Regions from separate parts of the Homo sapiens genome. Here region 1 is linked to region 2. Evidence: chromatin loops called from intact Hi-C (ENCODE). Cell type or tissue: endothelial cell of umbilical vein. All regions are shown on one strand. Links, peaks and the distances in the headings refer to the core of each region. The heading gives the core; the rest is flanking DNA. Region 1 has its middle 46 kb from the start of NEDD9. Region 2 has its middle 120 kb from the start of NEDD9.

Region 1 (11,359 bases), core at 1,428-9,427, 77 kb before region 2:
CCTTTCCCCCACCTAACCTCAGATTGCTCAGTTCCTTGCCTCCCCTTCCACCTGCCTTGGTGTGCACAGACCCTGGAGGTGTGGGATGAGAATGGAGCTGCAGAGGAGTCTCCAAGGTGCAGAAAGAAAAGCCATGCCTGGGAGCCGCAGTTGGAAGCATCATTTCTTTGTTTTCGGCTTCATCCTGGTCACACTTCATTGCATTCTCCAGTGTGCAAACGGAGCGTTGTTTACCCATACAGATATTGGGTGGTTGTTGTTTTTATATGTTCTTCATAGCTGTTTGCTGGATTTTCCTCTGTCTTCTTCCCAGTTTGATTAATCACTTCCCTCTTGACCCTGAAATCATCAGCCTGTCTGTGCCAAAACACCGCCTCCCACAGAGATAGGGTCTGGTGAATATATCCGTCACATAGCTCTGCTTGTTTTCCAGTCTTCGTGATTAACAGGGACAAGTGGCTCTGTGCTGGCATCTGAAAAAAAGACACTCCTATTGCTTAACCGTTGCCCAGTTTAACTCACTTGAGGAAGTGATTTCTTGGGAATTGGCTAGGTGAAGGTTTATTGAAAGGAGTGTCCAAGATTATGATATTGGGAATTAAATAGCCAGGCAATTAACCATCTACTTTTCCTTATGTGAGTGTACTTTACCTAATAGATATATTCTTGAAAATGTGTATCCAAGTTGAGATTAAAAAAATTATAACTAGCACAGAGGTATCAGTTACTTAAGACTCTGGTTAAAATGAACAATTTGTTTGTAAATGAATAATCCCTCTCTAATTTAGTTTCTATAAAAACAAGCATTCAAAAGGGTTGAATTTGCTGAAAGCAAGGGCAACCTGAATCATGACAAGTGCCACCGATGCTGAGGTGCGAACGGCCGGGGACTGCGCCTATCTGTGTGCGTTCACCTGTGTTGCCCTCCACACAGTCCCCGCCTGTGGTCTAGCCTTCTACTCCCTTTCCGGCCGGCAGATTCCGTCTTGCCAGTGGCTTGATATGACTTCATTTATTTGAGGTTGTGAGTCAATGTTATCAAGATCCGAATTACCCTGGGCATTGTTCATACAATGGAAGGCCGAAATGGACACCCATGACATGTAGGGCAACCGTGAGTAGAGCCTCACTCAATATGAGATTGTTCCCTGGAAAATTCCTGTGTTCACCCGACAGCAAGTGATTCAGATGTCAAGATTAAGGAAAACGACTATGGGGGTGGACAGGTACTTTGACGTACTCTGACCTCTTTTTATAGGATTGGTTTCTTCTTCATTAGCATTTTCCCAAGTCGAGCAAAGAAATGTTGCCTACCTGAATGTCACGTCAACATCCAAATGTGCTTTTCCTCTTTCTAATGAAAGAATTCAGCCAAAGGCTGCAATGAACATGCTACGAGATACTGTTTCCAGGCAAAATCCAAAAGTTGTTTTGAGACCAAATCCTTTTTCCACTCTCTCTCCCTCTCTATGTCAAGCCCAAGAACCAGATGAGAATTGGAGTTAGTATTTGTTAGGAGCTTTTTGGAACATACCCTCATTTGCACATATCTCAATTTCCAAGTTTTACGGAAGTAATAATAGAGTATTTTGTTATAAAGGGGTATGGGATAGGGCTAAATGACCTGGGCTGTCCCTGTGATCAGGGAGTGTCCATGTCTTATGTTCTGAAGGGTGATGTGGGCCCCACTCTTCAGATTCTTCCCTGGACCTGGAAGGGGTACCCAGTCACATCTCACTCACCTGGCCCTCAGTGCAGACAGGGCTACAGCTGGTGCCACACTCTGGGCCCCTTTCACCAGGCTGTGAATGCTGTAGATCAACCTTGGTTTCTCACAAGCACCCCTAGGTCTATCCTTGCTCTCTGGGAGTATTAATGCTTTCCTTATTTCCCACTAATCAGTTATTCAATCAACTCGTTAATCCACTTCTGGGCCTGCTGGGCACAGAGCACTGTACTCTCTGTTGGGAACTGTACTCTCTGCTGTACTCACTGTACCAAGCTGAATAATACCTACTGCATCACAATAATATATGACCTCAGACCTGTTAGAATTGCTATTACCAAAAAATAAAGCATGAAAAAACCAATGATGTGTGTTGGTGAAGATGTGAATAAAAGAACCCTTACACACGGCTGGGGAAAATGTACACTAGTACAGTCCTTATGAAAAACAGTAGGGAAATTCCTCAAAAAATTAAAAATAGGACTACCATATGACCCAGCAATTCCATTCTGGTCTAGATATATACACACTTCTAGGTACAAATCTAAAGAAATGAAATCAGTGTGTCAAAGAGCTCTCTGCACCCCCATATTCATTGTAGCAGCATTGACAAGAGCCAAGTTATGGAATCAACCTAAGTGTCCAATGGATAAATGAATAAATGTAGATGAATAAAGAAAACGCAGGACATATAGATAGTAGAATACTACATATCCTCAAAAAAGGCCATCTTGGCATTTGTGACAACATGGGTGAACCTGGAGGACATTTTGCTCAGGGGAATAAACCAGACACAGAAAGACAAATACAACACGATCTCACTTACTTGCAGGCTGTAAAAAAGTGGAACTCATAGAAGTAGAGAGTAGAAAGGTGGTTATGAGAGGCTAAGGTTGGGGAGAGGAGGTACAGGGATTGAGGAAATGTTAGTAAAAGGATACAAAATTTCAGTTAGGAGGAGTAAGTTCAGAGAATCTATTGTGTGTCATGGTGACTATAGTTAATAGTAAAGTATTGCATACTCGAAAATTGCTAAGAGAGTGGATTTTAAATATTTTTACCCTAAAAAAATGATATATGTCAGCTAATGCATATGTTAATTAGCTTGATTTAGCCATTGCACAAACATTCAAAAGATCATGCTGTACATCATAAAATATACGCATTTCTTATTTGTCAATTAAAATACATACATACACACACACACACACACACATATATATATATACAAAATTTTTTTTAAAAGACCTCCTGCATGTTCTCAGCTAGTGAATGGTCTAGCAAGGAGGCCGACATGCCCACAGGCAGCAAGCTCAGCACTTTGTCAAGGGTGCTAGGATAGAAACAAGCACAGAGCAAACAGAGCAGGTGTGACTGATGAGTTAATGGTTTACTTGTATTAATGCTCGTTCAGTATAAGCTGCAAGCTGGGAAATTCTTCCAAGCCACTCAAATCACTCAGCATTGGACTTTTGCTTTTCTGGTGACACATCTACTCAAACTGGGGGAGGATGTTCTTGTAGTTATTGGCTTTGCTAAAGCAGCACCCACATTAAAAAAAATGAGAACCGAAGATAGGAAGCACATGTTTCAACCTCCTCAAACGGGAAGTTAGATTCTACTTTAGATAATCACTACTTTAAAGTGTTTTAATCATAAGAAATCATCTCAAGACATCATTAGATACTGATGGATCAATCTATAGTAAATTTGTGGAGATGTCATAAATTCAAAATTTCAAACAATACGCTAGATTTGGAAGTGGGAGACATCTTTCAGTTGTGCAAACAGAAACAGAGATAGATTAAGAAATCTAATTAAAACCTCCACCAATACCAATTAAAATGGAAATTACCTGGGAGAAAATGAGTCTTGATTAAGAGAAATGCCTGTGTTACAGATTTTTAAATGCAAGTTAATTATTATTATTTAGCTACTACTTAATTGGCATTCATTCTATGCTAGCCTGCATTATTGGCTCTGTGTGTGTGTGCATGTATGTGTGCATGCGTGTGTGTGCACCTGTGCACGTGTGTGTGTGCGTGCATGTGTGTGTGCACGTGTGTGTGCGCACGCGCACACATGCTGAGTCTTCTCTCCTTATCTAAAATGTAAGTTCCTTGAGGGTAGGGATTGATGGAATTCCTAGGGCCTAGAACAGGGGTTTGCAGGGAGTGGGTACACAGAGGGTGCTGCTGTTGCTGCTACTCACGCTTTTGGCCCACCTGAACCCAAATCAGTGCTTAAAATTCTGCCAAGTCAAACCTCATTAGGATTTTTTTTAACTTCAAACCCAGCTCTTTCTGGAGGTCCTGGTTCCCTGATTCTGATGCTTTTGCAGAAGGGCATCTGAGTACCAGAGGGGAACAGGATTGGTTCCACCTTCTCTCTTTACTCAGGAGAGCACAGTAGTAACATGTGCCAGGCTTCCAAGGGAAAACAGAGCCAAATAGTGGCCATTATTATAGCATAATGCATATGTGATGGGAAAGAGGGATTCAAAGGAATTTGGAAGGAACATAATGGAGGAACAAGGATGAATAGTTCAATTAGATCCTGGCAAAGGAATAGCTCTTTGGTTACAGGATCTGGAAACAAACAAACAAACAAACAAACAAACTAGTGATGGAAATGAAAATAGAGTCACTGCAGAGTTTCCAAGGCAGCGAAGCAAGTGTACCAGCACAGTACAAGAGGGCTCTGATGCCCGGGGGGTGCATCTGGAAGTGACTAATTTTCATTTGTAATATGGTGCAGTGGCAAAGCATGGGGCGGAACTATCACGCTGCAAAGACATCCACTGGGAAAGCCACCAGCCACTCTGAGCAATGTCTCTTGTCCTTACACTTAAAATGGAAGCTGCTGGAAGAAAAGGGTTTCTGCCTCTACTTACACCACTGAGTACTTGATAGGTAGTGAGACTATGGTTTTGGAGAGCAAATGTAAACACAGCCAAGAATGGCTACTTAAGTCAATAGTGGGAGGTTGGAAGAATGAAGCTTTTATTAGACAAAAGGTCAACATTCATGAGTGAGAAGAGAGAGGTGGCGTTTGGGGGTGGGGAAGTGGTGGAGGAAGAAATTCCAAAGCATGTTACAAATGGGGCTCAGGAATGTGTTTCAATTAGCAAAGGAAGTGAGCTAGGAGGTCTGAGTTCTGACAGGCATGGGCAGGGGGTGGAAAAGAGACAGAGGCCAGCTGGTGAGAAAAGGCTCAGAGAGCAGCGCGAACTAGTCCACAGGGATGAGGCACGTTGCCCTCAGCCCTGAGATTCTCAAGGAGGCTAGGACATCTTAAAAAATTGGACTTTTGCCCATAGCAGTGTTGAACCATCTCAGTTTGGTGCTAAAGGTCTGTGGTGGAGGCACATTTCTTCCAGCATGTGGGAACTTGAGGGGCAATTCTCTTTCTGATTCTACAGCGGATGTTGTGTAGCGTTCACCCACTCTAGGGCAATAGGGACTTTCTTTGGTGACTTCCCAGCTACGGAATGATTAGTAATAGCTAACTCGGCTGGTTCTTCTCCATTTGCCTGCCTCCCACCCACCCAGATTCATTCTCTTTCTTCCTTTGCCTTGCCTTGCCTCTTGAGAAGCTGAGCCTGAGGGCCACTTCTTTTCCACTCCCTGGCTTCTCACTGGATCCAGCCAGCGGGAGGGAGGCTCCTGCAAGAGGTCGGAGGCTGGAGGGAGAATGGGAGTCGGGTGCTTCCTCTCTGCTGCCTCCCTGCTTCTCTCCACAGCCTCAGCTTTCCCTGGGATCTCATAACACATCTTCTTCCCCTCCCGCTTCCTGTCCAGGCTAGTCAAGCTTCTCACTCGCCAGCCTCTGGGAACCACAGTAGCCTTGAATTGCGCTCTTTTCCCAGTTCGCACCTCTGCCTCTCCTCCTTGTTCATCTGAAGCGAATTCTGTACCCTGCCAGACCCTGCCTGTAACGCTGACTGTGCTGAGTGTTGTGACGTGCCAGACCCTGTCCCCAGCCCTCTCTGTGCACTGACTCACTGAGTCCTTCCAACACTTATAGATGAGGCTGGTGTTCAAAAAGGTTAAGATACTTGCTCGAGGCCACAGAGTTGAGGTTTGAACCTAGGTAATTGAGCTCTAGACCCCAAACACTTAACCACTGGTCCTTTCTACCTCTCTCCTAGCTTGAGGTCACATTGCTGAGGTACAGCTAAGAATGAGAAAGTTGCAGATTCGAAGAGCTCAAAATACATGCCAAAGGTTTATACACTAAAGCTTATTTGTAGGAAAATCTCTCAGATCATATTAACTCTTATTTTGTGCACAATTCTAACAGATAAGATACTGGATTTCCCATCTCAGTGGTTCTCAGCCTTGGCTACTCAACACAGTCACCTGGGGAGTTGCAAACTGTCCTCTTGCCTAGGCCAGTGAAAACACAATTCTGGAGATGGGACCCAGGAGATTTCAGCATGCTGCCAACATTCAGAACCACTGTCCTAGCCCACAGCGGCAATTACTAGAAGGCAGGGATTACAGATGGACAGGTCGGGAGATGTAAGTAAAGAGTAGCAGCTGACAGCTACACAAAGGGAGGATAAAGAGTTAAAAAAAAAAAGCAGGGGGAAAAAGGTTCTGATCTGGGTTCATTTAATGTCTGGGCAAACTACCCCTAGGTCTGCAGACATCTTATTATTTTTATTATTACATTATACTCATTATTCTGAGCCAGTTAAAAAATAGAAATATTGTCAATATACTTGATTGAAGTAAAGGCAATAGATACCTTTTGGAAAGTTGTCTTCACCCTAAAAGGCTACATCATTAAGGATATTCTTTAATAGGGTGAACTTGAGCTATCTGGAAGATTCACTTAAAATATGATATTTCCAGCTGATCTGTTGATGCCAAATAAATGAGGAATTGCTGCAGGACTGCAGATGTTTGTCAGAATACTCACACCTGCTGACTTTCAGCAGATGAGAAGTTCACTTGCTCCTGATTCATGCTCACAGATGACATTTTCATATTTCTTGGCCCTAATGCGGGTGCTTGGACAAACACTAGAGCTCCCCAGGCCATGGCAAAAACAGAGGACGATGCCAGCGGCGCGTTCTCCTGGAAACGGTCCGCGGCACCGGGAAAAGCGAAGGCTTCGTGTGTCTCAGCGTGGGCTGCGGTCTCCCGGTTGTTATTGTTGGTTGTTCTTTTTGGACTGGGGTTGGAATATTCCAACAATCTGTTCCTGACAGAAGACCAAACAACTTTTATTTCTTTCTTATGTTTCTCGTGGCTGGTCTTCTTGTTTACATGCTTGCCTGCGAAAGCTGATGTTGTGATGTGAGGATGGCTCGCAGGATATCAAGGGTGGCTCAGGGCTCCCCCTTGCATTAGTTGAGAAGCCGGGGCCAGGCAAGGGGAAATTCAACAATTGCCATTCCCACTGCAAACAAACAGCTCTCATCTCCTCCCGCTCCCCGCACCCCTGAAACTCCATTGCTGCTTATTCCTTCCCTCCAGTTCTTCAAGGACTCTAGCACTGTTTTGCGTTATCTTACCTTGAAAACACAGATTTCAGCATTAGCTCACCTTGAAAACAAAGATGTCCCAGAGAAACATCGTGGGTGGCTCCCGGGAAAGGTCTTGCAGCTACAGCCTTGTCCAGGCTCAGCTCCTGCCTGGGCAGGATTCTCATCCTTGGCCTATTGACATTTGGGGCCAGATCATTCTTCATGGTGGGGGCTGCCTTGTGCATTATAGGATGTTTTGCATCATCCCTGGTCTCTACCCTCTAGATGTCAGTTGCATGCCTTCCACCATTTTTGACAGTGAAAAATGTCTCTATTCATTGCCAGTGTCTTGTGGGGGATGCAATTACCTCCAGCTGAGAAACAACATGCCAAGGGGAAGATGTATGGAGACCTTAGCTTTCCAATTCCATCAGACACTGGGTACCCTGGGGCCAAGGAACTAAACTAACATCTCAAGGTTGTTCACTCCACCACTTGGCTGTGAGGTGTGTGGGCTGTTGTCCTCTATCTAAAGTATTTTCATGTAAGTGAAGAGTTAGACCTGTTTTGCATGGACCCTGGATTGACTGGGAACTTTCCAGCAGTCAGAACTGGCCAGGGGAAATGAGCAGCCTGAGGAGTGGCTGGCCCCCACCATGGGGAGGACTGGGTGTCTTCCATTTGCTCCTCCGGTGCCATCTCCACCCTCTTCTCCCCTGCTCTGCACCCCAGAGTCTGACCTGCAGTTATTCCACTGGGCGGCTCCTCTGCCCTTTGGCTTCCAGTTGAGTGGAGAAGGAAGTAAAGTCTGGACATTTTCCCCTGCCTCTCCCATCCGTACAAGGCCACTGTGGCTTGGCTATGTCCCTCAACCAATGGTCTTGACTCCTGTTGGGGGCCCCACGCTTGGAGCCCTCTTCTGCCTCCTAGGCATGGTGAGGGAGGTTTCCCTGACACTAGCCCTGGCCACTGCATTGCCCTTGGTGTTTGCCAAGCCCTGGCCTCACTTGTAGCTAGTCCTGGCATCAAATCCTCTGAGTTCCTGTTACATTAGGATAATCTGAGTGTGTCCTGTATGTCTTGCTGGGATCTTTTCTAATACAAGAAGTCATGGGGATTTTATATTGAGGATACATGGACCTTCAAGGCCTCTTTGAACCCACAGATTCTACGACATGCATAAGCATTCAATGGTTGCTCAAACACTAGCCTGAAAAGGAAAACCTTGTCCTCTTGGCTGAGAGATAATGAATATTTATTCATAACTTCCTATATTTGTATCATTGCTGTGGAAGAAAGATAGGCATGTTTAGAATGCCCAAATGCTTGTGTTGCAGATGGTATCAGTTGTTGAACCAAGAACTACCCTTTTAAGTCTTCTTTCTTGCTTACAGAACCCTGACTTCTTCCACCTTCCTCAGAGCAGCCATGTCCTTTGAGAGGCCCTGGGCTCTTCCCCAGCCCTAAAGTGTGATATCGATTTCTATCATTCTGCCTTCCAGGATTGTCGTAGACATGGGTGCATGGTACAGTTCTGGGTTCGTTGAAAAGATAATTATGCAGGAGGTTGCTGGTAAAGTTTCTTCACTCTTAGAAAGAGACACAATGAAAGGCTATTCCCTTTATTCCACCTCTGGACATTGGTGTGAGAAGATGTGATATCTGGAGCTACAGCAGTCCCCCCGTTTTTTCTTTTGTTTTTATCTTTTTAGAGACAGGGTCTCCCTGTGTTGCCCAGGCTGGTCTCAAACTCCTGCACTCAAGGGATCCTCCTGCCTTGGCTTCCCAAAGTGCTGGGATTACAGGCATGAGCCACCACACCTGGCCAACAGGGTGGCAGAGCCCAAAGATGAAGAAATCTTGGTCCTTGATATGTTTGAGCCAATGAGATAACCAACCTCAGGATTACTCTTTTTTTATATATTTTTATTTTTATTTTTATCTTGAGACAGACTCTCGCTCTGTCACCCAGGCTGGGGTGCTGTGATGTGATCTCGGCTGACTGCAAACTCCTGGGTTCAAACAATTCTTGTGCCTCAGCATCCTGGGTAGCTGGGATTACAGGCACACACCACCCCAACCAGCTAATTTTTGTATAGATAGGGTTTTGCCATATTGGCCAGGCTTGTCTAGATCTCCTGGCCTCAAGTGATCCACCTGCCTCGGCCTCCTAAAGTGCTGGGATTACAGGGATGAGCCACTGTGCCCGGCCCTCAGAATTACTCTTCTCAGAGAATTATATTATGTGACATCATGAATGCTTTTATTGCTTAAGCTATTTTTGGTCAAGATTTCTGGTACTTGACCTGTAGCACAAGGTACTTTAATACATGGTTTCAGGTGTTCATCTCCTTTAATTCAGTAATAAATAGTAGAGATTAAAAACGCCATCTGAACCTCTCAGCGACTTTTGCTCACTCCCTCCTTGGAGCAATTTTACAGTTTGGCTTACATGTTACCATGCTTTCCAGATACTCCTCCGACAACCCTGGCTGTTCCCTCTCACTGTCTTTTCTTGGATGCTCCTCTTCTCTTTTCTAGCAAGTCACCACATGGTGCCAGTGCCATGGCTTTAATGGCCATGCAGACAGTGATGACCACAAACGGAAGTCTCTCTAACCTTGACTCTTCCTCTGAAGCCCAGCTGTGTGTATACAACTGCCTGCTCAACATGAACCCTGGATATCTCATAGACAATGCCAACTTCACATGTCCAGAACAGACTTGCTGTCCCTCCTCCAACCTTCTCCATGGTTCTACATCTCAGTAAATGGCATTCTCCTTTGCTATAACCAATTTTAGAGTCATTTTTTACTTTTTTCATGGCATGGAACCTAAACCCTACATCCCATCCTTCAACATATATCACATATCTGTTTCTTGCCTCTTTGACTACTACCTTCCTTGTTCATCTAAGCCACCAATATCTCTCTCCTGAGCTACGGCAACAGCTCCTCGCTGGCTGTCCTGCTTTCCCTCTGGCTCCCTGGTGATCTGTTCTAGGTATATCGGCCCAAGTGATTTTTCTAAATAAGGTCAGATCTTGTCACTTTCCTTCTGGAACTCTCCAGTGGTTTCATATCTCGCTTGGAATATACAGAAAAGTCGTTATGATCACCTACAATGCCCTATATGGTTTGGCCTTTGGATGCCTCTCCAGCGATCTCTTTATTGCAACCATACAGGCTTCTTTTATTTTCCTCAAACACTTTGAGCAAACTTCTACCTTATGACCTTGGCATTTGCCAGTCCCGTACCTGGAATGTTCTACTAGCTGCCCAGCTGTCGCCTCACTCACTGTTTTCAAGTCTCTATTCAACCATTGCAGCCTCAGAAAGAACATCCTTAAATACTCTATCTAAACTAGCATTCCTGGCATTCTCCATCTCTTTACCCTATTTTATTTTTATTCTTGAAATCCCTTACTCCTTGACAACCTATTACAACCTTTGTGTTTATTTGCTGATTACCTGTCTCTTTGGCTTGGATATAAGCTTTGTGGGAGTAGGGATTTTGTTTTGTTCACTACTGTGTCCCCTGCTCTTAAAACAATACCTGACCATGGTGAGAGGGTGGTCAGGATTTGCTGAATGCATGAATGAATGAATGAATGGCTCAAATGCCATCCTGTTATTGTAGATCAGGGAACTTGAGTAGAATCTTGGTTACAGAGGAGGGAAAAAGGCATTTGAGACCATTAGATTCCAGAGTTTTCCTCTCTAGCAATAGTCACCACATGGATGATGACCTCACCCAGTGCCATGGCTTTAATGACCATGGCAAACTCTTCTTGCAAGAGAGGAAAGATTTGGGATCTAATAATCTTGAATGCCTCTTTCTTGAATCTTGAGTGCTTTTCTCTTTCTATTACTTTAATACTGTCTCCTACACACAAAGGTTAATGATTGCTTTTCCTTCAAAGATAATTCGTATTTTTATAGGGAACAAAGTCATCAAGCACAGAAATGGATTTCCAATTAGACAGATTGTGTCAGCAAGCCAGGAGGGAGGGTTCACGTGTGTGTGTGCAAGGGTGGATGGTAGTAGTGGTGAGTGATGAGAGGCACACAGAGCCTTCCTGGGTTTGGAAATCATATCACAATATAAAACCAGTCTAGTATGTATGAAAGGTGATCTGGTCACTTCTTTACTCTAGA
Region 2 (11,359 bases), core at 1,637-9,636:
GCAAAGGACATAAAAAGACACTTTTCAAAAGAAGACATACATGTGACCAACAAGCATATGAAAAAAGCTTAATGCCACTAATCATTAGAGAAAGGCACATCAAAACTACAATGAGATACTATCTCACACCAGTCAGAATGGCTATTAACAAAAAATAAAAAAATAACAGATGCTTGCAAGATTGTGGAGAAAAGGGAATGCTTATATACCATTGGTGGGAGTGTAAATTAGTTCAACCATTGTGGAAAGCAGCGTGGTGATTTCTCAAAGGCCTAAAGACAGACATACCCTTTGACCCAGCAATTCCATTACTGGGTATATACCCAAAGAAATAGAAATCATTCCATCATAAAGACACATGCACATGTTATGTTTATTGTAGCACTATTCACAATAGCCAAGACATGGAATCAACCACAATGGCCATCAATGATAGACTGGATAAAGAAAATGTGGTACATACACACCATGGAACGCTATGCAGCCATATTAAAGAATGAGAGCATGTTCTTTGCAGAAACATGGATGGAATTGGAAGCCATTATCCTCAGCATACTAATCGGGAACAGAAAACCAAACACTGCATGTTCTTACTTATAAGTGGGAGCTAAATAATAAGAACACATGGATAGATGTGGGGAAACAACACACACTGGGAACTAACTGAGGGTGGAGGGTGAGAGGAGGGAGAGGAGCAGAAAAAACAACTAATGGGTACTAGGTTTAGTACCTGGGTCACCAAATAATCTATACAAAATCCCTCATGACATGAGGTTACCTATGTAACAAACCTGTATATGTACCCCTGAACCTAAAATAAAAGTTAAAAAAATAATCCTTGGCCTATCTAGCTTAGAGAGGCTCTTAGTTTGAAAGAGACAATGGATGGTGTGCAAATTGAAGGTCACATTATCCTTCTAGGCTGAGATGTTCATAGTTCACAGTTCTTCAGGAGCTGGCCTGGGCAATACAGTTTGATCTAATACACAATAAACTAATTGACAATTGGCTGTTAATGGCCAAAGAGTGCAAGGGTTATACCATTTACATGGCATATAAAAAAGGTACATATATATCTCCAATCTTTTCATGTACATCCAGTCCTAAGGAGGAAATTATTACAGGTACAGGATTTCAGTCTGACCTCAAGAGGCAACATCTTATGGGAAAAGAGGCTTTTGAACACTTAAGCCGTGGTTTTGACAATTGTCCTTTTGGCCATGCTCAAGGGTATACATACAAAGTCTTGTATCATCTGGGCAGGGCCAAAGATGCTACCACAGGCCACCATCACCATTACATAACTCATTATTTTGCAACTCTTGCCTCATCCAAACTGTGTTTTTCTCTCAGTTCAGTTTCTCTTTCAAAGGACCTGATTACAAATTGCAAAGGCCAGGCAGACCTGGGCAACCCCAAACAGAAGTCTCATCATCTGCTTTGGCAACTTCCTCCGTGACTAACTGTGGGAGCAGAAATACAGACTCACAGACTCTCAGAGTGGACAGGATCTTAGAGGTCGGCGAGCTTGGTCTTCCCTCAATGTCACTGGTACATCAACACAATGATTGGCTTATTGAGCCCCTACTTAGTGCCAGAGGTCATGGTGGGTGCTGGAGGGGATATGACTAAGACACTGAACAAGGCCCTGCCGCTGACCTCACAGTGGGGAGACAGGTGAGTGAGCAAGTGGTCGGGATGCCCTGATACACATAGCGTAGGTAAACACTCGGGGGCTCATGTCAGGGAGTGTCAACCAGGGTCGGGGGGTGGTCAGAAAGGCGTCTTGACAGAGGTGCAGTCTTTCCACACCTCCTTGTCTTTCTTGACATATAATCGACAAACACAAATTTATACATGGTAATGTGTACAACTTGTTTTATATATACATTGTGGACGCCACAATGATCAAGCGAATCAGCATTTCTATCACCTCACAGAGTTGCCATTTTCTTTTGAGAAGTGGATTCTTAAAGGGAGAAAAGAAGTGAGCTGGCAAGAGATTCACAGGTGGAAGGGAGATGTTCCAGGAAGAGTTTACAGCATGTGCGAGGGACATGAGCCAGAAAGGAAGAGAGATGGGAAGAAGGAAGGGAGAGACAGAGAGGGCCAAGTGACCAGGACCAGGACCAGGAAAGAAAGCTGAGCTCTTTGCATATTTAGGGAACTGCCAGGAGTCCCCAGGCTGGAATGTGAAGTTCAAGGCCTGGAGCAGAGGGAGCTGAGACTGGAACAGTAGGATGGACCAGTTCAAGAGGGGCTTCATGGAGCTGGGGCTTCATCCTGATGGGGTTCAGGACATATTGCCCCTGAAAATAGAAAATTGGCATTTGAGAAAACAGCAAAAGCAGAAAGGCCACTCTCACCTTCCCTTGTTCTACCCTTCTCTCTGAGGCCGGTCATCAGTCCCAGGAAGGATTTCCTGACTTTCCCCTGAAGTAGGACATTGGACCCTGGTGTGAGTGATGCCCGCATACTCAGAGGAAAGGAACATCCTTTTTCTGAAGACACAAGGACACAGAGGAGAATCTGAGCCAACAGATGTGGTGACATTCCCTCCAGGTTATCACCCGCTTTGCTCGGTCATGCCTCTCCATGACTGTCCACTCTTCATCCAATCGAGCATAGCAAATACACAGGTTTCCCTGTTTCTCTGGTTCTTCATTTCCCCTCAAAGGCTTCTGTGTCATGTAAAACTTATATTCTATGCGTTTGTATGTTCTTCTCTTGTTCATCTGTCCTTCATTATAGGGGCCTCAGCCATGAATCTAGCAGTGGGTGAAGACATCTTGCCAGCCCTACAATTCCAAAAGCAACAAAGGACTCTTGAGGGTTGTGAGCAACACAGTCATTGGGGAACACCAGATGGCTACTGAGGTTTCTCCAGTGGTCCACAGGTGCCAGCTTCTTTCACTGTAAGGTGGGTCAAGTGGTTCACCCGTGTGTGTTCAAGTGGGGCCCAGAGCTGCCTCCACAGGCAGGGTCCCTTTCCAGTCTCCCTGCTCTTTCATGGGCCACGTTCCCAACCTCTGAAGACTTTCTGAGCCTACCCTACCCCAAGTTTCCTTTTCTTCAGGGTTAACATGTCTAATCCCTTCTCCATTTCTCTAGAAAAGTGAGTTGTCTACACCACAGGCATTCCTTCAGCCTCTGGGTGTAGATGGAGCATACAGATCTTGTCCTCATGGGCAGTGTAGATGTTTACAGACACTGAGCCCACTTGATCTGCTGTTTCATGATCCAACTCAGACATTTGCTCTTTGGTTAACTCATTCACCCACAGCCGCTCGGTGGCCGGCCTTTTTCTCTTCTGTTTTGCCCATTCCCCTGAGAACATACACTTTTTATATTGCTTTGGTTAAGCCTCAAGCATAATCATTTGGTTTCTTTATACAGCTTCTTTCTCTGAAGCTAGGACTACCCTAGTTTAGATACCCTAATGTCCACCAGCAACATGGCATCATGGTAAGGAATGGTCCTGCCAGTCAGAAAGACCAGAGTTTAAATTTTGGCTGAATTATGTAATACTTGTGTGACTTCAGGCAAGTGATTGAAACTCTTTGAGCTTCTGTTTCTTCATCTCTATAAGGCCATCAATATCTAGCTTTGTGAGCTGTGAAGATCTCAGTTAATACAGGTAACATCCTTGGTGTATAGTAGCACAAGAGATCCAATGCCTATTAAAAACAGAAGTGACAGCGGTAATAGCAATCATGATCTCGCTTTTCTACTTATAATCTGGGTCTCATTATTTAATCAGAGCCTCAGTTTCTCCATGTATTAAAAAAGAATAATAGCAACTCTTTGGCAGAGTTATTTGAGGATTCAATGGGATAAAAGCACATGTGGCACACAGTAGGCTCTTCAAGCACAAATGTGTCCTTGGCTTTTGCCCTCCAGTGGATTCTCCTGCCCTCTTGAGCGATCACCTTTGCTGCTAGGCTTTCGCCTCCATCTCCAGATGTTCCTGTCGGGGTCCCAGGCTCTTTCTGGGTGAACATCCTCTGAGAACATCAGGATCCCCTTTTTGGTTGACCAAGATCAAAGAGTTATTTTTCTGTCCCTGTTTTTCTCTTTCCTGGCTGCTAGGGGTTGAATTGTGTCTTCCTTCCCCATGAAAGGGTATGTGGGAGTCCTATCTCCTTGCACCTGCGAATGTGACTTTATTTGGAAATAAGATCTTTGCAGATTTCATCAAGTTAAGATGAGGTCATGAAGGTGAGCCCTGATACAATATGACTGCTGTTTTTGTAAAAGGGGAAGAGAACTCTGTGTGAAAGAGACGCAGAGGGAGAAGGCGGCCCTGTGAAGATGGAGGCACAGGTGTGAGAGATGCTGCCACAAGCCCAGGAATGCCCGGGGCTGCTGGAAGCTGAAAGAGGCAAGGAAGGATCCTCCCCTTGAAGGTTCAGAAAGAGCGTGGCCCTGCCAGCACCTTGATTTCAGACTGCTGGCCTCCAGAACTGTAAGAAAATCTATTTCTGTCATCTGAAGCCACCCAGTTTATGGTACTTTGTAACAGCAGCTCTGGGAAGCTGACACAGTGGCCCCACTACTAGTTAGAGTCCATAGGACTGGAAGTTCTATTAGTTTGTAAAATAAACATTCCTAAAGCCCACCTTTAACGTGGAAAACCTGGTGACTCAAATTAGAGATGTATTACATGATTATATAGAAATTGAAATAGATTGGATGGAATAGGGGCAGGTGATTAAGAAGAAAAGAAAATTGCCTAAAAAGGCCCAAGCCACCACCTTGCTCATGGATAAGAGAAAACAACTTGTAAAAGTTGAAAGGGACTCAAATGAATGTCAGGGCAGGAAGAGTGATGGGGGCCATAATTCAACGGTCTTGGGGGAGCTGGCATTTTCATGCTGATTAATCTAAGATTTCGGCTTGAACAAGGGATAAGGTTTACAGACTAAAAATTAGCCACAAGGTATAACTTTACCTCTGGCTTAACAGAAGACTGAAAGAATAAAGCAAGCAGCTGTGTCAGAACTTGCCAGGCAATGTGAAATACTGTGGTTTGAACAAAGCTGAGTTGGGCTGAGAATGAATTACAGGAAGAAAGGCAGGAAGAAAAAGAAAGAGCTCTGGGGCTATTTATTCTTTGTGTACAGGACGCATTGAAGAAAGTACTGAGTCCCACGTCACCAACCCAGCTGGAAAACGTGGGGGCAACCAAAGCACAGAGAACATGAGTCACCAGCTCCTCACTCTCAGGAGCTCCATATTTGGGAGCCCAGCAAAGGGCTTATCATTTTTCGGATGGAGTCCCATGGGTTCTGGGGCTGCTGCTAGCTTCAGCTAAATGTGGTGCGTGTCTTCAAAATTAGAACTGACAATGGTGACCTTGGAGTCTTGCAACCTAGTGTTTCAGGGGAAAATAGTACCTAGATCTCAGCAGAGTGGGGATAGAGGAAGACATGGAGCTGCATGCTGTTGCCCGTGCATCAGCCAATCAGTTGGTCAGCCCTCTTGAACTGTTTAAGACTACCATGGACATTTGCTGTTTTCACCTACCCAGCATCTGTTCCTCCTCTGCTTCTAGGAACCATCTTTTGACTTTCTTTTGGGAGACTTGCATTTCTCTCTTCTTAGACCCTGGTGCCAGGGGTGGGTGCATGGCCACAGTCTGGACAATCAGAGTATTCCATTGTCCTGGGGGCTGCAACTGGTTTAGGGAAGGGTCATAGCACAAGTCAGCCCAAACAGAGTTCATCCTAGGGACTTTTACAAAAGCTACTGGGGACAAGATGCCGTCAGCTGGGTTGCTGGGAGGATGCGGGTGTGTGGAGCTGCATGTGACCATCTTGCTATGGGTTCAAAGAGGGACCATGTCCTGATGAGGTGGAGCCCCTGTATCCACTTGTGCCTGAAGCTCTTTTCTGCTACCCAAGCTGACATACTCCATCCTTTTGTTTTCTTTTACTGGCAAGCTAAAGAGTTCTGACTAATACACAGATCTCAGTAGGGCACAGTAGGTGCCATAGCAAACATCACACAAATATATGGAAGCCAAAGAGAAAATGCATATGGTATGGTGGGTCTGAAGTCAGATAGAGGAGACATGGACACAGGAATAGTCCAGAGTATTTTAGAATACTTACAAGTATTTCAAAACACATAAAATAAGGGTATTACTCCCTTAAATCCTTCTGGAATGAGGGAATAAAAACAAATATGGTTTTTAAAAGGAAACCATAGTAATTTAGTAAGAACTTCTCAAGGGGCTAGAAAAATTTAAAAAAAAATTAAAAACCAATAGTAATTTGAATTCTTCTTGCAGTAATATGGTATAATAGCAACAACAACAACAATAATAAATCAGCCAAAACGCAAGAACTGTGGGTGTCGTGAAGTCTCCGACCTAGGGTGACGAATTCATCCTGGTTGGTCTGGGACTGTCCCTGTTTTAAAACTGAACGCTCTAATTTCTGGGATGCCTTTAGTCTTGGGCAGACCTGAATGGTCAGTCACATGTTTTCAGGTCATTTTACTTTTCTGAGCCTTGGTTTCTTCATCAATGAATGGGGCGTATGTGGCAGGAGGAGGAGGTGGTGATAGAAACATCCATGCTTTTCAAACCATATTTTTGAGAGCTTTAGGTTTTTTTTTTTAATTATTTTTTTGAGACAGAGTCTCGCTCTGTCGCCCAGGCTGGAGGGCAGTGGCGCGATCTCCGCTCACTGCAAGCTCCGCCTCCTGTGTTCACACCATTCTCCTGCCTCAGCCTCCCCAGTAGCTGGGACTACAGGCACCCGCCACCACGCCCGGCTAATTTTTTGTATTTTTTAGTAGAGACGGGGTTTCACCGTGTTAGCCAGGATGGTCTCGATCTCCTGACCTCGTGATCTGCCCACCTTGGCCTCCCAAAGTCCTGGGATTGCAGGCGTGAGCCACCATGCCCGGCCGAGAGCTCTAGATTTTTACTAAGAGCTGCAACAGCCACTGCAGAAAGGAAAGTATGAAGCAACCTCCACTCCATTTCTGCTGCAGTTGGAGTTTCTCTTGTATGTGTTTCAATTGAGATCTGCCTAACATTTGTTAGGGGAGTGGGGAAACCTGCTCTCCGAGGGACCACCCTCTAGAATTCCATGATTTTTTCTCTTTGTTATGGGGCAAATGGCTCTTATAGACCACTGGTTCCCACACCTGACGGATCCTAAGAGTCACCTGGGAAGTCTTAAAACTAAATACTGCCTGCCACACCTGGATATTTCTACTCCGTTGGAATTGGGTGGAGCCAGGGATCTGTATTTTTACAAAATCTTTGCAGGTGACATACATATAAATTATTCACAAATGTCGGTATGCTAACTATCATTAATAATATATTACTTTCCACACATCTCGCAAATGGCCAGGACACATCATTGTTTGAGACACCATGTTCCCATACATCTTAAATTTTCCGTGCATCAGGAAAGCTTGTTAAAACACAGATGGCTGGGCACCACCCCCAGGGTTTCTGTTTCAGTAAGGCTGGGCGGGGCTGGAATTTGCATTCCTAAGATACTCCCAGGTGGGCATCTGCCACCTTCAGTAGCATCATTTTAGACCACAGGCTCACTTGAGTGTCTTGACTGGTCTCTTTAATCGTTGGCATCATCATAACCCACCCCCCCCACCCTTTCCCCTCCCCCTGGTATAGCACTCAGTAAATTATTGATGAATAAATGTGTGGATAAATGTTTTATGGCCTGAATGACGTGACCTTTCAACCATCTTTCTAAAGAATATTGTGAATTACACCCCTTCGCATGTAAGAAAAGTTTCTGCTGGTATCTAAGGAATATTGTCTCATGGGACCTCAGCTGAGGACATGGGTGGGGCAACAGGATTTCCTGCTCTCAGCTTTAGAGACTGTGCTGAATACAATGAGGTGACTGAGGCCTTCTGTTCCGGAGCCTCTAGCCAAGCCCACTGGGGTCTCGTTGAGCCACCATTTTTTGGAGCTCCATTTTGCTTCGTTTTTCACTTTTGAAGGCCGGCAGATTTCCTTTTCACCCACCAATTCCTTCCAGGCTTTCTTTAGCATGTTGTCATATTTAAGTCTTTAAATTGATTTGCTGGGACATTACACAAGCGTCTTCTGGCTGCTCTAACCCTTTACTCCTGTGGATAAACTTGTCATTATCCCTCTGGAAGCCCCAAATGACCACTCCAACCCCTGCGCAGGCCCTGATCACACCCGCATCCTTTGGCTTGTTTTTCTTCTCCGTTGGTGCTGCCACAGCGGCAGGCAGCTTGGCACTGTCTTTCCACACATCTTCCGTAGTCTGAGAAATGTTTCTTGGACTACAGAGACCTATTCATGGCCACAACCCAGATCTCAAGGCTAGGCACACCCCAAATAAAGTTAGAAAGGAAGAGAAAGCCACTGACCATTATTAACCTCTAAATAGGGAGCGCCCAGTCCAAGTTCTGCAGGAACATTCAGAGGGTGTTTAACTGGCTTTGCAACTTTTATGTAACTACTTGGAATCAGAAACAACACCCAGAAAATAAATACAAATAATAAAGTAACTTTTAAAAAAGATTCACTCTCTTTTCAGGCGCTTGCTTCGGTGCTGATCATGCAGACCTCGATTAATTAGTATTCAGTCCCAATGACCCTAAGAAAACAAGATGTGTGCACAAACAGGCAGGAAGCAGTCCTTGGAAAGAGAGTTTGGTTCTGACCAGAACCTATACTTATGGAGAAGTAATCTTTTCTACGTCAGTTCTACAAGATCGGCCTAGCTGAATGGCAGTGAGTCTGCGGTGATGAGTGAAAGCAGCCTTCCCTGCCTTTCTTCCACCCAGGCAGTCCCTGTGGGTCCCGCCTCCAGAGGCAGCCATTCAACTAAAGAAGCTATGGGGCCGCATGGTGGCTCACGCCTGTAATCTCAGCACTTTGGGAGGCCAAGGCGGGCGGATCACGAGGTCAGGAGATCGAGATCATCCTGGCCAACATGGTGAAACCCCGTCTCTACTAAAATACAAAAAATTAGCCGGGCGTGCGTGCTGCATGCCTGTAGTCCCAGCTACTCGGGAGGCTGAGGCAGGGGAATCGCTTGAATCCGGAAGGCGGAGGTTGCAGTGAGCTGAGATCACGCCACTGCACTCCCAGCCTGGCGACAGAGCAAGACTCCGTCAAAAAAAAAAAAAAAAAAAAAAAAAAAGCAATGGCTCTGCTGTTACATAACGTCAGCAGCACTGTAGGAATAACACCTTTTCCCTGATGTCAGAAGCTGCAGAAACGCCTGCCAGTGCAGAACGCTCCTCCAGTGCAAACTGGTCTGGAAGGCTTGGCCATGTGTGCCCTGGAAAGTTCTGGAATCTTTTTGGTGTTGGATTAATGGCATTCATGTTTCAGAAAACACCTCCAAACCTAGTTAACAGGAAAACTGTTAGAGAATAAATAAAACGGAGCGTTTAAAAAGTTTTCCACTGAGAAGCAGTTTGAAGAGTCAAGTCACCCTAGAGGAAAGCTGGGTATTTTCTTGTAGGTAGCCTTGGAGGCTTTTGTGAACATGGCGGGTGGTGGTTGACAGGGTGGTTGGAGGAAGGAAGAAAAATGACCTGCGTGCCACTCTTAATAATTGCCTCTTGATTTAGAATCAGGACTTTTCCCCCTGGTTTTACAAAATACATGCAGTCTTCCATGTGAAAGATTATGGGATGAATGGTGGGTGGCGGAGTGTTGCAAGGAGAGACTTAAACAACTCTTACCATTCATAAAGACCGAGGAAATTCAAATACTGAGAGAGGGGCTAAGATCACACCATCGGCAGGCAGCAAGAATGAGAAAGGTAGCCTTGCTGTGGCTTAGCTATGCATATTATCATGGGGGAGAGGCAAACTGTGCAATTCTTAAAGTTCATCTTCTTAGTGGTGAGTCAGGAACAAATATTTTGTAGGAGACACGTTAAGTCTGAAAAGCTTAGAGAGACTTGAGAGAGCTTCTGTATATAAAGGAGAGAATTGAAAATTCCTGTTCTACTCCATCCTGTTCTGTTCTCCAGGTGGAGTAGCAAGCTGGCAAGTCCCCCAGAAAGGAAAGGCTAGAGGGGTTACAGAGACAGAGAGCCAGCAAGGGTTTCACGTGGGCAGGGTGGAGAGATGTCAGGGGAAGGTATGTATTTATCTCTGTGTTAGGAAACTCTTGGAGAAACAAGCTGAAGCTTTCTATAAAGCCTTCCTGTTTACCCTTGAAAGAATCAGAAGCAAATGGGCCTTTGCCCAGGAAGCTACAGGGATCATTTGCCATATTTGGATTTCTCTGAGTAAGAGGATAGAGGAAGCCTCTGCCCAATGTCCTGGGATTATGAAGACATACCCAAATGGCTTCAGAGAACAAATGCCTATCTGTCCCTATTTCACTAGTTAACTTTTTGTAAATTCACATTAATAGAGATAACTACAGATATGCCAGTTCAAAGTTATCTGTAAGTTCCTCTCATTCTCTGTACAAACTTCACTTTTGCCCCACATTCTTCTAGACATCTTCCTTTAGAAGGATGACTGGAAGTCATGACAGCAGCTCCTCAAGGGCTGCTTCCGCCATGGTTAAGGCAGAATAGAATACTTTTCTCTTTCATAATATCCCAAACAAGTTGCCACATGTTGTTAACCCTGAACTCCAAGGAAACCCATCCTATAAGATTGGTGTCCAACCTGCGAACCACTGTCTTTGTCATGAAGATGTTCTCCTGTTGAAGGAGTTTAATGTGTTGGTGTACCATTTTGTTGCCAGATAGCAAGTCGTTTGAGACCTGTTTCATGCCATGAGGGACAAACCACATCTTGAAGTGGCGTGGTTGACAGTTGTGTCAAAAAAATAAAACAAGGCATTATCAAATAATCTTCTGAAATTTCTGCCTATATCATGAAAGGAGGATGTTTGATGAGCAGAAGTTGGTGTGGGATTCATAACTAAACTGTCCATCTGTGGGAGAATTCTGCAGGCTTCCATCACTAGTGTGTGACACAGCAAAGAGATGACAGTCCTATTCAGCTCCCAAATCTGTGGTTCCAGGGCACTGCTATTGGAACGAGGCTCAGTCTTGGGTGCCACTCAAAAGGGAAAGTACAGATGGATTAAAGAGTGATCAAGCAAAATAAACCCCCATTAGGGTGAAGAGGGTGTGACATATGAGGAAAGGGTTCAAATGCAGAAAGCATTGTAGAGCAGAAGAAGAACTCCCAAAGGAGAGCATGAGCAAGAGTCTGCCAGGAATTTAAGGAGAGTCTTAGGGAAGAGCAGAAAGTGAATAACCCACACACAGGTGAGAACTGTGTGGTCACCACTTAGCCAGGTGACATGGTTTCCTCTGTGTCCCCACCCAAATCTCATGTCAAAATGTAATTC

What was found. A loop is a pair of places that touch in the nucleus more often than their neighbours do. Peaks named below come from ENCODE experiments on the same cell type or tissue, not always from the same donor. Only the 100,000 strongest peaks of a DNase experiment are listed, where the experiment ranks them.
Region 1: a loop joins it to region 2, with 7 times the contacts of the local background. A loop is called at or near these places in 7 of 110 quality-filtered maps.

What each region holds. Positions count from the first base shown.
Region 1 is chr6:11,272,625-11,283,983 of GRCh38, forward strand. It overlaps a transcript of NEDD9 not described here. Among named protein-coding and RNA genes, the nearest start is that of NEDD9, 46 kb to the left of the region's middle. RefSeq lists a silencer at 4,772-5,066 and enhancers at 4,964-5,033, 5,134-5,183, 5,194-5,293. In endothelial cell of umbilical vein, for the core only: no CTCF peak of the experiment used is centred there; a DNase peak (open chromatin) is centred at 4,787; H3K27ac peaks cover 722 bases.
Region 2 is chr6:11,349,104-11,360,462 of GRCh38, forward strand. It overlaps a transcript of NEDD9 not described here. Among named protein-coding and RNA genes, the nearest start is that of NEDD9, 120 kb to the left of the region's middle. In endothelial cell of umbilical vein, for the core only: no CTCF peak of the experiment used is centred there; a DNase peak (open chromatin) is centred at 5,178; H3K27ac peaks cover 2,480 bases.